Regions from separate parts of the Homo sapiens genome. Here region 1 is linked to region 2. The links are chromatin contacts, found by Hi-C or POLR2A ChIA-PET in ENCODE. All regions are on one chromosome and are shown on one strand. The core of a region is the stretch at or near the end of the contact, and the rest is flanking DNA. Distances in the headings are between cores, read along the strand shown.

Region 1 (7,087 bases), core at 3,487-5,986, 150 kb after region 2:
TTAGCCAATGAATGGATAGGCTGTTGCATTCAACTCACAGGAGGCACTGGCTCCATTCTACACACAAGAAAACTATGCCTTGGGGAGCAAAGGAAACTGAGCCCATAAGTGAGGTCTCACCTCTGAATGATGGATTTGTCATACAGCTCCCCAGCAGGGGTCTGCATAATGGCAAACTCCTCCCGCGTCACCAGGCGCAGTGCAGGGTTCTGCACGGAGGCAGTGATGGTGCTGATGAGCTGTGGGAGGACCCGGTCCGGCGACAGGACGGAAAGGGAGCCCATGGCATTCATGGAGGACTGCCAGACAAACGCAGACATGGTCAGTGTGTGCCAAGGCTGGCACTGGCAAGAGGTCCACCACACCTGAATGCCCCTAGCACTGGCTCCCCTTCTTTATGCCACTGCCTTGTTACTCCTGGGCAATGCCCATCACAGTGGCCGGCTGGAGTCTGCGTCTGCTTTCCTCACCAAGCAGTGCTCCTCTGTCTGACACAGCACCTGACGTGAGGTGATACACTCCTTCCCAATTCTCAATCTCCGTGGTTCAGGTGGAGCTGCCCTCACTTTTTCCAGAGGTAGGCATGTGACCCAGAACAGAAGGATGGGTGCAGAGATGAGCATGGCACCCAAGTCAGATTAATCAGGGTCAAAGCGACCCCAAGCCAGTAGACATTATTGAAATATGCAAGCTATTCCCCTAGGAGCTGATGGCAAGACAAAGCCTGGAACTCTAGCAGCTCTTGTGCTACCAGAAAGGGAAAGCCTGAGAATGGAGCCCACATCGTGGAAAACAGAGACAACAGACAAAGATGGATGGGACAGAGTAAGAGAGACATCACCTACAATGTTCCAAGGGCAACATGTGAACCCCTGTAGCCAGTCATATCCTTGGACTTTGCAGGTAAATGAGGCAGTAAGTTCCCTTTTGTGCTTAAACCAGTTTACATTTCTGTCACGTGCAACCAAGGGTCCAAGCCTACATTTCATCCATCTTCACCTGCTTCTTTGAATCCTCTCTTCCTGTACACTGTGATGAGAGGGCCCCCTCCCGGACCTGAGGCCAGACCAGCTCATGTGCCCGTCACCTGGTTTAGGGGACTCTGTGTGGTCATCCTGGGAATGATCTGATCCAGGTGCCTGGTGATAAAGGCTTCAGGATCGATCTTCATCCTGGCAAGAAGTGCTGGCCAAAGTCCAGACTGCACGGCAACTGAAGGGGAAGGGAGCTCTTTGAGGCCTTCTGCCTGGCCTGCTCTTACCCCATCCCCTAAAGCTCTGGGCTCTCCCACACCCACCGCAGCCACGGACCTAAGGATGGGTGGTGGGAGATGATCAGCATTTCCTGGGCCAGTTGTTCAGTGTCGGTGACATCACCCTTGAGCCCTGGCACACCGGAGATGACACACAGAGCCTCCTGCAGGACCCGTGGAGGCACGTAGGCCTTGCCTGCCTCAGTCACCTCTCCAGCATCAGTCACCAAAGCCTCTAAGGGCAGCACCTGTGTGGAGACACATGAGATAATACTGCTAAGAGCCCTGTGCAGGCTTGGAACACAGGAACCAAATATGCTACGGACACAGCGGCCCCTCACTCAGTTCTTCCCTGGGGTCCTTGCTGGAGTAGAAATGGATGCCCAGCTTCCTGCAATGGGACCCACAGGCTGTGAGATGTGCCTGGAAGAAGGAAGCACCTGTGGCTTTGCATCTAAAAAGCCTGCAGGGGTAAAGAAGGCACCAGGAACTGGTCCAGGAGACCCAGCCTGTGGTGGCAAGTCTGTCACTGGCCCACATTCCTCAACAGGCTTTGGGAGGGAGGGAAGCAGTGGAACACGGCACAAAGAGCACAGAAATAACAGCCAGGTCTTTGAGGGTCTCCCTCCGTCGGGGGAGACCCTGTGCAAGTCATTTGAACTCCTAGAACCCTGGTCAATTCATATGACACAAGAATAACAAGCCCTATTTGCCTTTGAAACGCATTGTTAAAAAAAAAATCAAAAGGAAAAAATGGGTAGAAAATGCTTTAAAAAGTACAAAGTGCTTTAAAAACATAAAGTGTTATTCAATTAATCAAGGATAAAGGGGGAGGGCACGGTGGCTCGTGCCTGTAATCCCAACACTTTGGGAAGCCGAGGTAGGAGGATCACTTCAGCCTAGAAGTTCGAGATCAGCCTGGGCGACATGGCGAGACCCCATCTCTACAAAAAATCAAAAATCAAAAAATTAGCGGCCACTGCAGGTGGTGTGCACCTATAGTCCCAGCAACTTGGGAGGCTGAGGTGGAAGGATCGCTCAAGCTTGGGAAGTAGAGGTTGCAGTGAGCAAAACAAAACAAAACAAAACAAAAACCCCAAAAACCCTGGAAAAAAGGTTAAGCTACATGTGAAAAAAAGTCTCTGAAAAGGAAAAGGAATCCTATGAAAGATGTTACTGGAGCTTGACGGCAGAGCAGAAGATGCTGGCATCACACAGATTAAGAAAGAACACCCAGGGAGTGGCCCAGCCAAAACCCCACATCGTAAGCAGGGGCAGCTAAGTGGATCCAAGAGCCCCAGTTCTAGAGCCCAGATGCCCTCACCTTGTGAGAACTGAGGACAGTCTTCAGCTCCTCCAAGAGTCCGTGCGCCAGCTTAAAGCCCCCAAGAGAGGACAGCAGCTTCCGAACTGTCTGCTGAGCCTGCCTGCGGACGTGCCAGGTGCGGCTCAGGAGCACCGCCACCAGAGCCCGGTGGTACTGCCTGCAAGCACAGGGACAGACAGGTCTGGGGGAAGGCCAAGAGCAGGGCTTTCCACAGCCAACCCTTCCACCTGCCACACACCCTTTCTCGGGTTCCTGCCAGCCTTTGCCTCATTTGGCCCAAAAGAAAAGGTAAGCCAGCCTCACGTACTGAACTTTGTTGCCAGTGAGTCTATGCGGGTGGTCAAGGAAAAGTCTCTCTGTCAGATGCAACACAGTACACAGGGCTTGGAGGGAAGAAAAGGAATGGAAGTGTTTTTAAAATAGTTAAGTGTACACATACATACCAATACCCAGAAATAACTGGAATGAACTGAAAATTAACACCAAAATATAAATGTGATTATCACTCGAAGTGAAATTACAGCTTGTTTTTTTTTTTTTGCTTATGCACACATGTATTTTGGAATCAGTAAAGTATATACTATTTTTATTTATTTTATATATAATATACACACATATACACATATATACACATATATATACATATACATATATACACATATATACACACACACACACACACACACACACACACACACATATATATATATATATTTTTTTTTTTGAGAGACAGTCACGCTCTGTCGCCCAGGCTGGAGTGCAGTGGCACGATCTCAGGGCTTACTGCAAGCTCCGCCTCCCAGGTTCACACCATTCTCCTGCCTCGGCCTCTCGAGTAGCTGGGACGACAGGCACCCGCTAATTTTTTTATATTTTTTAGTAGAGACTGGGTTTCACCATGTTAGCCAGGATGGTCTCGATCTCCTGGCCTCGTGATCCACCTGCCTCAGCCTCCCTAAGTGTTGGGATTACAGGCGTGAGCCACTGCACCAGGCCAAATTTTGTATTTTTAGTAGAGACGGGGTTTCACCAGGTTGGCCAGGTTGGACTTGAACTCCTGACCACAGGTGATCCACCTGCCTCGGTCTCCCAAAGTGCTAGGATTACAGGCGTGAGCCACCGCACCTAGCCTATTTTTACTTTTTTTGAGACAGAGTCTCGCTATGTTGCCCAGGCTACAGTGCAGTGGTGCAGTCTTGGCTCACTACACCCTCCGCCTCCCAGGTTCAACTAATTCTCCTGCCTCAGCCTCCTGAGTAGCTGGGATTACAGAAGCCCACCAGCAAGCCTGGCTAATTTTTTTTTTTCTATTTTTAGTAGAGACGAGGTTTCACCATGTTGGCCAGGATAATTCTGAACTCCTGACCTCAAGTGATCAGTCCACTTCAGCCTCTCAAGGTGCTAGGATTACAGGCATGAGCCACCATGCCAGGCCTATGTATTTTGTTTTCGTTGTTGTTGTTGTTGTTTTGAGACGGAGTCTTGCTCTGTCACCCAGGCTGGAATACAATGGTGCAATCTCGGCTTACTGCAACCTCCGCCTCTTGGGTTCAAGAGATTCTCCTGCCTCAGCCTCCCGAGTAGCTGGGATTACAGGCACCTGCTACCACGCCCAGCTTATTTTTGTATTTTTATTAGAGACAGGGTTTCACCATGTTGGCCAGGATAGTCTCGATCTCGACCTCATGATCTGCCCGCCTCGGCCTCCCAAAGTGCTGGGATTACAGGCGTGAGCCACCGTGTCCGGCCCCAGCCTATTTTTTTTTAATAATTAAAAATTACGGCCAGGCACAGTGGCTCACGCCTGTAATCCCAGCACTCTGGGAGGCCAAAGCAGGCAGGTCACCTGAAGTCAGGAGTTCGAGACCAGCCTGGCCAACATAGTAAAACCCCGTCTGTACTAAAAATACAAAAATTAGCCAGGTGTGGTGGTGTGCACCTGTAGTCCCAGCTACTCAAAGAGGCTGAGGCAGGAGAATTGCTTGAACCCGGGAGGTGGAGGTTGCAATGAGCAGAGATTGCACCACTGCACTCCAGCCTGGGCAACAGAGTGAGACTGTCTCAAAAAAAAAAAAAAAAAAAAATGCCTGATCCGGTGGCTCACGCATGTAATCCCAGCACTTTGGGAGGCCAAGGTGGGCGGATCATGAGGTCAGGAGACCAAGACCAGCCTGGCTAACACTGTGAAACCCCATCTCTTCTAAAAATACAAAAAATTAGCCAGGCGTGGCGGCATGCACCTGTAGTCCCAGCTACTCAGGAGGCTGAGGCAGGAGAATGGCGTGAACCCGGGAGGCGGAGCTTGCAGTGAGCTGAGATCGCGCCACTGCACTCCAGCCTGGGCGACAGAGCGAGACTCTGTCTCAAAAAAAAAAAAAAAAAATTACTAAGGCCAGGCACGATGGCTCATGTCTGTAACACCAACACTTTTGGAGGCTGAGGCAGGAGAATTGCTTAAGCCCAGGAGTTCAAGGTCAGCCTGGGCAACATGGTGAAACCCCCGTCTCTTAAAAAAAAATACAAAAATTAGCCAGATGTGGTGGTGTGCACCTGTAGTCCCAGCTACTCAGGAAGCTGAGGTGGGAGGACCACCTGAGACCAGGGAGGTCGAGGCTGCAGTGAGCCATGACTGTGTCACTGCACTCCAGCCTGGGCAACAGAGTGAGATCCTGTCTCAACAACAACAACAACAACAAATTACTATGGAGTTATAAAAAGAGGCCGGGCATGGTGGCTCATGCCTGTAATCCCAGCACTTTGGGAGGCCGAGGCAGGTGGATCACCTGAGGTCGGGAGTTCGAGACCAGCCTGACCAACATGGAGAAACCCCATCTCTACTAAGAAAAAAAAAAACAAAAACAAAATTAGCCTGGTGGTAGTGGCACATGCCTGTAATCCCAGCTACTCAGGAGGCTGAGGCAAGAGAACCGCTTGAACCCAGGGGGAGAGGTTGCGGTGGGCTGAGATCATGCCACTGCACTCCAGCCTGAGCAATAAGAACGAAACTCCATCTCAAAAAAAAAAAAAAAAAAAAGAATGATGAAGTTCATTATATACTGATATGGACTCATTTCCAGGTCTAGAAAGCACAGTACATACGGCAGGCACACTACCATTTGTGTAAAAAAGGTACAGAACAAACATATACAGGTATTTACTTGCATATATATAAAATATCAAGGCTACAGAAGAAGCTAATAAAATTGGTTATCTATAGCCGAGGAACTGGGTAGCCAGAGATCAAAGCAGGGGTATAATTTTCAATGTAGACCCTCTTGTATCTATTTTTGAATTACATTAGTCTATTTCCTTTTCAAAATTTAGCTAAAAATTTTTCTAAAACCAGGAAATGACTAACAGTTGTAGCTCATTAATGGGATGTTGCGATTTATGAGTCAAACGACTCTTCAAATCACCAATTAGTGGCAGACACTCCTAAGGCAACGTAGAATATTAAACACATATTTAAAATTCAACTGTTCCTTTTCTGCCAGGATAGAAACCAGTAGTTTTTGTGTCTCTTGGTGGGGGAGTAGAGCCTGCCAGACTCCACAAGAGCTTCTCAGCTGCCTTAACACAAGAAAACCTCCGAGACAGCACCAATTACCCAATCAGCTATAATTACAGCTCATGTCGTAGCTCCACAGCCATTACTGCTCTGTCTCCACACATCTCCCAAGTCCCATTTCCCTAACCTTATGTTCCCTACAGGAATGAATTTATTCCCACAACAGCTAAGCTGTTGGCCAGATCACTCTGGCCCAGGTTTTTGCAGACCTGACTGGTTGGTCAAGAAAGGGTCCTCTCTGAAGATTTTCCAAAGAGACTTTGCCTCAATCCCGAGTTCAACTAAGCATGGAGTAACTTACCATCCTCTGAAGCCATGACCAGGAATTTCTCAGAAGTGAAAACCTGCTTTTTCTCATCCACAATCAACTGCCAGAAACTGCTCAGTTTGGCCTCTGCAAGAAACAAAAGGTTACCCCACGACGCAGCTCACCACATCCCCCAGAGCTGATCTACTCCATCCTGAAGCTGCTGGGGTGGGCTTTGCTGACAAACCCTCCTCTGCAGCAGGAGGCTCAGTGCTCTTCCATTTGGGGAACTGACCTCAGTCCTTCTGGTATCACCTCCTGTACGAAACTCTTCGGTGGCTCTCTGCTGCCTACAGGATCCTAGGTGAACTGCTTCTCATCCGGAATTCCCATCCACCCCAGGCGCCAAGCTGGAATACCTGAGGTTTACAGACTCTGGCTTTCCCTGCCCTTCCCTGACTGGGGCTGTTTGGACTCACACTGGGCCATCCCTTCAGGATAATGAAATCCTTCAGAGGCTTCAGGGTACCAGTTCAAATGCTTCCTCCATGAAGCCCTTCCCAATACCCACCCCCCCAACTAAAAGCAATCTCTCCTTCAAAACTGCTCTAATGCCGCATTTTGTCTTAAGCTACGGATATATTTCTGTATTTCCTCGCGCCTACTGTGAAGTAAGCACCCTGAAATTTGCTG
Region 2 (6,687 bases), core at 1,571-4,070:
TTCATATGGAAAAGGGCTGTGGGTGCCAACAAAAAAATCCCATATAATTTGGAAAACCATTGGTTTCAATCAGCGGTTCTCAAACTATTCTGAGGAGCCATAGGTCTCTAAGAGGTGCCTCAGGGAATAGCTGCAAGGAAGAGCTGAATGGATTGTTAATCTGGTGGATTCCTGTCCCCTTCCCCATTTTCACTTCAACCTGAGCATTTTAATGTTTTATGTATTGAAGTTCTGTTTAATATTTTATTTGAGGGAAAAAGTGTTTTTTTTTATCTGAGTTTAAAGAAAAATGATGTGCAGTCACTAATCTATGACTAGTTAAGGAAGCAGAGCCCCGGGGAAGTTAAGTGATTTGCTCAAGTCTGCAGTCCCAGTCCTCTGCTGCTTCCTGTGGGGCTCTTACTGGCTTAACAAGTAAAACAAGCCATCTCTTTGATAATAAATGATATTTACTGATTAAGAAAAAAAGGGGTGGTATTCATTATTTGTAGAAGAGTAACCCTAGTTACAGTTTTATTCGTTAATACTGAAGTTGTTGTGACGGATCAGTCACCAACTTTTAGTAGCCTAACAGGAATTAAAAGCTGGTATTCCTGAGTGGTCAGTGGCTCTTAGTTCAGGCAGTGATTCAGTTCTCCTCCAGCCATCTTCCATCTTGTGACTCGGCTGTTTTCAACAGGTGACTTCTAAGGTCGTAGCAGAAGGAAAAGAACCTGGAAGATTTCTGTGGGCTATGCCTGGAAATGGTGCCTGTTGCTTCCGCTCATTTGCTGGTCAGAGCTCAGTCACATGGCCATACTCAGTTACAAGAAAACCTGGGAAATGTAGACCAGCTTTTTGCCCAGGGAGGAGAAGAAATGGGTTGGTGAACAACTAGCCAGTGTCAGCCATAATGGAGTCAGTAGAAAGAGTCCTGGGCTTCAGTTTTCTAAAGAGATTAGAGTGGCTGATTGCTAAGATCTTCCAATTCTAACTAGGTAGGATTCCAAGGCAGATATAGTTGTAACAGTATCACCTTTTTTGGTACACATTCACCATTCTATCCCAGATAGAGAAGCTGTTTGGTCTTTTTGTACTCAGGTAATATCTTTGATAATCACAGAGTTGGGTAAATTCCTTTGAAGTTATAACTTGATCCAGAATCCCCAAAATAAAAAAAAGTTGGTATCTTTTTCAGGGATTGCCTTAGGGTGAGATAGACCCTTTCATGGTTATATTAGGTAGAATAACATTAACTGTTATAATACATAAACCCTAAGCTCTCAATGGCTTTACATAATAGAGGTTTTTTTCTCATTCCCATAAAGTCCAACAGCATTTCTGTTTAAACATGAGGAAGAATAGCATTGTGCTTTAATGGAATGAATTGACCTGGAAAACAGAAGACCTAGGTTCTAGCCCATGTTCTGTCACTAATTTTCTGACTTTGAATAAATCCTCACTCTGGGTTTCAATTTCTGTCAGTAAAACACGGAGATTGAACGAGATGATTCCTTCGCTCTCTAAATGTCCACATGTACGTATGCGATCTCTGTTGGAAAGAAAATTAGTAGAGAGATAGTCTCACATGATGTGGTATATCATGTCTGGTAACTTTGTAATGCTGCCGCCTTTGCATGCAGAACATATTCATCCTTCTCTGGGACCGAGGGCGGCTTCTCCTCTCACCCAAATTTACTCCTTTGTGTAATGAGAAATAGAGAGAGGTTGAGATGATTGGTGCCACAACAAAATTTATTTTCCATTCCAGTCATGACACATAAGGTACTTTCCCTGCACACGACTGACGGTGTGGGGAATGAGGAGGTGTTTATGTGATTTTCCTGTTTAAAATTATGCATCATAGTACTAAGGTTTTATGAGGTTGACATTCTGTAATTCTCCACGAATAAGTCAGATTTTCCGCATTGCCCTGGTATGATTAGTTGCATTCAATGCTGCATGTTTGTCATTTGCAGAACTGTAAGAATTCCCCCTATACACACCTCTCGTCATCAGTTGCTAGGTTACGGCTTTTCACATTGTCCCAGTCTGGTGATGTTGCCATGGATACCAGTTATACCTCCTCCTATGACACTGTCCTGGTCAGGCTCAGAGGGCGGGCAAGATGTAACTATGATGTCAGAGATGTTTTAGCATATGTCTTTCCCTTTACATTAATGATAAGATCTAAGTAATAGATATCAATTCTATGTGTTCTCATATATGAATTAAGGACATGAGGTATTAGCTGAATCCCTCAAACAGTCCACCACTTAGAACCTTTATTCCATTATGTATTTTTTTTCTTTTTTAAAGGAAAGGGAAGGGAAAGGAAGGGGAAAGCCTTTATTCCATTATAATTCTGCAGAAATGGAACTAACAGATTATAAAATATGAATATAAGATCTGCTATACTGTGTCCAGCTCATTCCCTACACAGACCAGCACCCCACCTCCCATAGGGTGGGCTATACATGGAATATCATTATCCTTTACATTGCCTTCAGTGGTAGGGACATTTGGGAATGCTTTTTGTCAAACTCTTAATTTATCTAAGTTATAAAGCCTGTGGGCCGGTAATGGTGGCTCATGCCTGTAATCCCAGCACTTTGGGAGGCCAAGGCGGGTGGATCACCTAAGGTCAGGAGTTCAAGACCAGCCTGGCCAACATGGCGAAACCCCGTCTCTACTAAAAATACAAAAAAAATTAGCCGGGTCTGGTGGCATATGCCTGTAGTCCCAGCTACTCAGAAGGCTGAGGCAGGAGAATCGTTTGAACCTGGGAGGTGGAGGTTGCAATGAGCCAAGATCACACCTCTTCACTCCAGCCTGGGGGACAGAGCAAGACTCCATCTCAAAAAAAAAAAAAAATTATAAAGCCTGTGGTCCAAATTTTATTGTCATTTAATGTCACATGATTATATTTCTTCTCCTGCTAGGTTTTAGACACCATGAATTGCAGGGACTATGTCTTTAACCAGAGTGTGTGTGTGTGTGTGTGTGTGTGTGTGTGTGTGTGTGTGTGTCAGAGTCTTACTCTATCACCCAGGCTGGAGTGCAGTGGCGCGATCTCGGCTCACTGCAACCTCCGCCTCCTGGGTTCAAGTGATTCTCCTGCCTCAGCCTCCTGAGTAGCTGGGATTACAGGTGCCCGCCACCACGCCTGGCTAATTTTTGTATTTTTAGTAGAGACAGGGTTTTGCCATGTTGATTAGGCAGGTCTTGAACTCCTGGCCTCAAGTGATCCGCCTGCCTCAGCCTCCCGAAGTGCTGGGATTACAGGCGTGAGCCACCGTGTCCAGCCTTTAACCAGTTTTTATCCCCAACAACACTTAGTGCCATGCATATTATGGCAGGGATCCAGAAAAGTCTCATTGATTTGTTCTGAAGACTGAAATGTAGGTAATAACTAATTTGACTTTAGATTTCTAGCATAGTGTTTTAAGATGGTGGAAACCCCCGCATATTACAGTTGTTGAAGGGCAAGGTTAACCCATGTTATTTAGCTCTTGTCTAGTCTGACCTTTTGATCTCACAGTTGAAGAAAGCACTAAGGCCGTAGGAGGATGTGACTCATCTAAGGTCACAGCCAGTAAACCTGTGGTTTAGGTAAATGTGTGTTATAAAAAATCTTTGAAAAACAAGGTGTAAAAATCTTTGCAAAGTAATTCTGTTTACTTAAACGATCATGTTTTGTTTTATGCAGTCTGTTTACTTAAAAACCTAGCAGACAGAAAGCTATTATTAAAGAAGAACTTCAATATTTAAAAGGAGCCCTACATAGAACCTACCTACCAGTTACTTCAAGTCAACTCGAAGCCTTGCATTCTGCTTAGTATTTGAATTATTCCTCAAAAACCAAAATAAAATTTAATGTAGCATCGGATTGAGGCATCTTTCAAAAGTAACATCTATTTTGAAAACCAGCAGAGTTTGAATTAAAAAACCATTCTTGCACCGGTGCAGTGGCTCACGTCTGTAATCTCAGCACTTTGGGAGGCTGAGCCGGGCAGATCACAAAGTCAGGAGATCGAGACCATCCTGGCCAACATGATGAAACCCCGTCTCTACTGAAAATACAAAAATTAGCCAAGTGTGGTGGCGCGTGCCTTTCATCCCAGCTACTCAGGAGGCTGAGGCAAGAGAATCGCTTGAACCCAGGAGGCAGAGGTTGCAGTGAGCCGAGATCACGGCACTGCACTACAGCCTGTGACAGAGCGAGACTCCATCTCAAAAAAAAAAAAAAGCAAACCATTCTTGGCTGGGTGTGGTGGCTTACACCTGTAATCTCAACACTTGGGAGGCCAAGGTGGGAGGATTGATCCCAGAAGTTCGAGACCACCCTGGGCAACATGGTGAGACTCCCATCTCTAAAAAAAAATTAAAAAATAAAAAAAATTATTTGTATGTCATGTTACTTCCCTAAAATGAAAGGAATTTATTTACCAAATAGAATCCTTTGTTTGAAAAAAAAATGAGTGAAAACATGTCTTCTGAAAATACAGTCTGCTAAAGTTATAGGTTATGGACTTTTAACTGTCAGTGGGAGAGACAGACAAATCTTATGAGAGTCAGGGAAAGTGACAAAGCTGAAACCCTCAAGAGAGGACACATAATTCAAGATGGATCTTCCCTCCCTTGCCCCAAGACCAGAGAATTCAAGAGTCTGCCCCTTCCCACTTGCAGTGGGAAGGGAAAGCTTGTTGAAGCTTTCTTAACTTTATGCAATAACCTGAAACATCTCCTTGCCTTTAAGCTCTGCTCCTCCATTTTTTCCCATTGTCAGATACCTTCCTCTTTGGAAGCTCTAAACAACTCTTACTGCATTTAGGGGACTCCCTTGGCATAACAAATAAGAAAGGGCATGGCATTCAAAGCCCTGTACCTTCTGGACCTAGCACACATTTCCAGCCCTGCCTCTTCTTTCTACTTGTACCACCGTTGGAATTTCCCCCAGTCCTGAAGGCCAGGCTCAGTTGCCACTTCCTTCATGAGAACTTTGCTGTTCTTCTCCCACCAGCTTTGATCTCTCCTACTTACCAACTAGAGTGCTTTAGTCCCTTTCTTTTGTCATTTACATTCTGTCATCTCTTACGGTTAATTCATGTATTTGACTCCATTGAGTCAAGGACTGTGCACTCAGGGCACCTCCCCCACAGGGCTGAGCACCTTATCTGGAAACTTCGTATGTGTTAGAACTAGATTCACAAGCCAGCTAAGCATATGTTACTTAGTTCTGTGGTTCAAATGTATAGCAAACTTGACCATTTACTAAAAGGTTGAACCCACCCAGAGAATTATTTCACTTCTCTTAATATATACTTAATCTTGCTGAATTCCTTTTCCATTGTCCAGATCACTGGTTCCCAGTCTTTCAGTGTAAGGAACCCCCTTTTTAAAACCTAATCCAATGACCTTCTACAATATTTTGAAACAGCCTTATTGAAGTATAATTTACAGTTTATAAATTCACCCACTGTAAATGTATAATTCAATTTTTAGCATATGTACAGAGTTGTGCAGCCATCACCATAATCCAATTTTAGAACATTTCTGCTACCCCAAAAAGTTCCCCCATATCGTTCTGCATTCAGTCTTCACTCCTGTCCCCACCCGCAGCCCCAGGAAAACACTGATCTGTTTTCTGTCTGTATTGATTTTCCTTTTCTGGATATTTCATATAAATGGAATCAGGCAATATATAGTTTTTGTGTCTGGCCTCTTTCACTTAGCATCACGTCTGTGAGGTTCACTCGTGTTATAGCACATAATAGTTCCTTTTTTAGTATTCCATTGTGTGAATATACTGCATTTTGTTTATCCATAACCAGTTAATGGAGATTTGGATTGTTTCCAATTTTCAACTATTATGAATAGTGCTGTTAGGAACATTCATGTACAAGTCTTTGGACTTACACTTTCATTTCTTTTGGGTAGATATTTAGGAGTGGAATTGCTATATGGTATGTCTGTAACCTTTTTTTTTTTTTTTTTTTTTTTGAGACAGGGTCTCACTCTGTCACCCATGCTGGAGTACAGTGGCGTGATCATGGCTCACTACTCTGGTGATTCTCCCACTTCAGTCTCCCAAGTAGCTGGGACTACAGGCATGTGCCACCATGCCCAGCTAATTTTTGTATTTTTTGTAGAGACAGTTTTGCCATGTTGCCCAGGCTGATCTTGAACTCTTGGGCTCAAGCAGTTTGTCCATCTTAGCCTCCCAAAGTGCTAGGATTACAGGTGTGAACCACCACACCTGTCCTGTCTGTAACTTTTTAAGAAACCGCCAAACTTATTTTCAAAGAAGCTTGTACCAGTTTATATTCCTACCAACAATGCGTGAGAGTTCCAGTTTCTCCACAAGAGGACTCCTTTTTAGTATGTAAAAAAAAAAAAAATTGTAGACCTTCACATGGTAATAGATTTATTTTACTTTATTTTATTTCATTTTTTGAGACGGAGTCTCGCTCTCTCTCCCAGTCTGGAGTGCAGTGGCACGATCTCGGCTCACTGCAAGCTCTGCCTCCCGGGTTCATGCCATTCTCCTGCTGAGCTCAGCCTCCCGAGTAGCTGGGACTACAGGCACCCGCCACCACACCCGGCTAATTTTTTGTATTTTTAGTAGAGACAGGGTTTCACTGTGTTAGCCAGGATGGTCTAGATCTCCTGACCTTGTGATCCGCCTGCCCTGGCCTCCCAAAGTGC

Evidence for each region. Hi-C counts contacts between places; a loop is a spot of excess contacts on that map. ChIA-PET counts read pairs that join two places held with the same protein, here RNA polymerase II (POLR2A). Pooled maps may share reads with other maps.
Region 1: a loop to region 2 is called in a pooled map, with 4 times the contacts of the local background. The contact joins two enhancer-like sites. A Hi-C loop is called at or near these places in 3 of 50 pooled maps. POLR2A ChIA-PET finds 5 or more read pairs at or near these places in 5 of 52 experiments (GM12878, PC-9, T-cell and 2 more).

What each region holds. Positions count from the first base shown.
Region 1 is chr12:120,161,760-120,168,846 of GRCh38, forward strand. GCN1 (GCN1 activator of EIF2AK4) reads right to left here. Exons shown (of 58, transcript NM_006836.2): 16 at 6,449-6,541; 17 at 2,887-2,962; 18 at 2,577-2,736; 19 at 1,311-1,500; 20 at 1,088-1,212; 21 at 121-299. Among named protein-coding and RNA genes, the nearest start is that of MIR4498, 9.8 kb to the left of the region's middle. RefSeq lists an enhancer at 5,173-5,222. Within about 2 kb of position 4,737, at least 3 of the 41 ENCODE cell types and tissues checked have a DNase peak (open chromatin) inside an H3K27ac peak, as active enhancers do; they include GM12878, where a contact is called at or near this core.
Region 2 is chr12:120,010,476-120,017,162 of GRCh38, forward strand. The region is part of intron 2 of BICDL1 (BICD family like cargo adaptor 1); the gene reads left to right. Among named protein-coding and RNA genes, the nearest start is that of BICDL1, 25 kb to the left of the region's middle. RefSeq lists an enhancer at 2,106-2,185. Within about 2 kb of position 2,821, at least 5 of the 41 ENCODE cell types and tissues checked have a DNase peak (open chromatin) inside an H3K27ac peak, as active enhancers do; they include GM12878, where a contact is called at or near this core.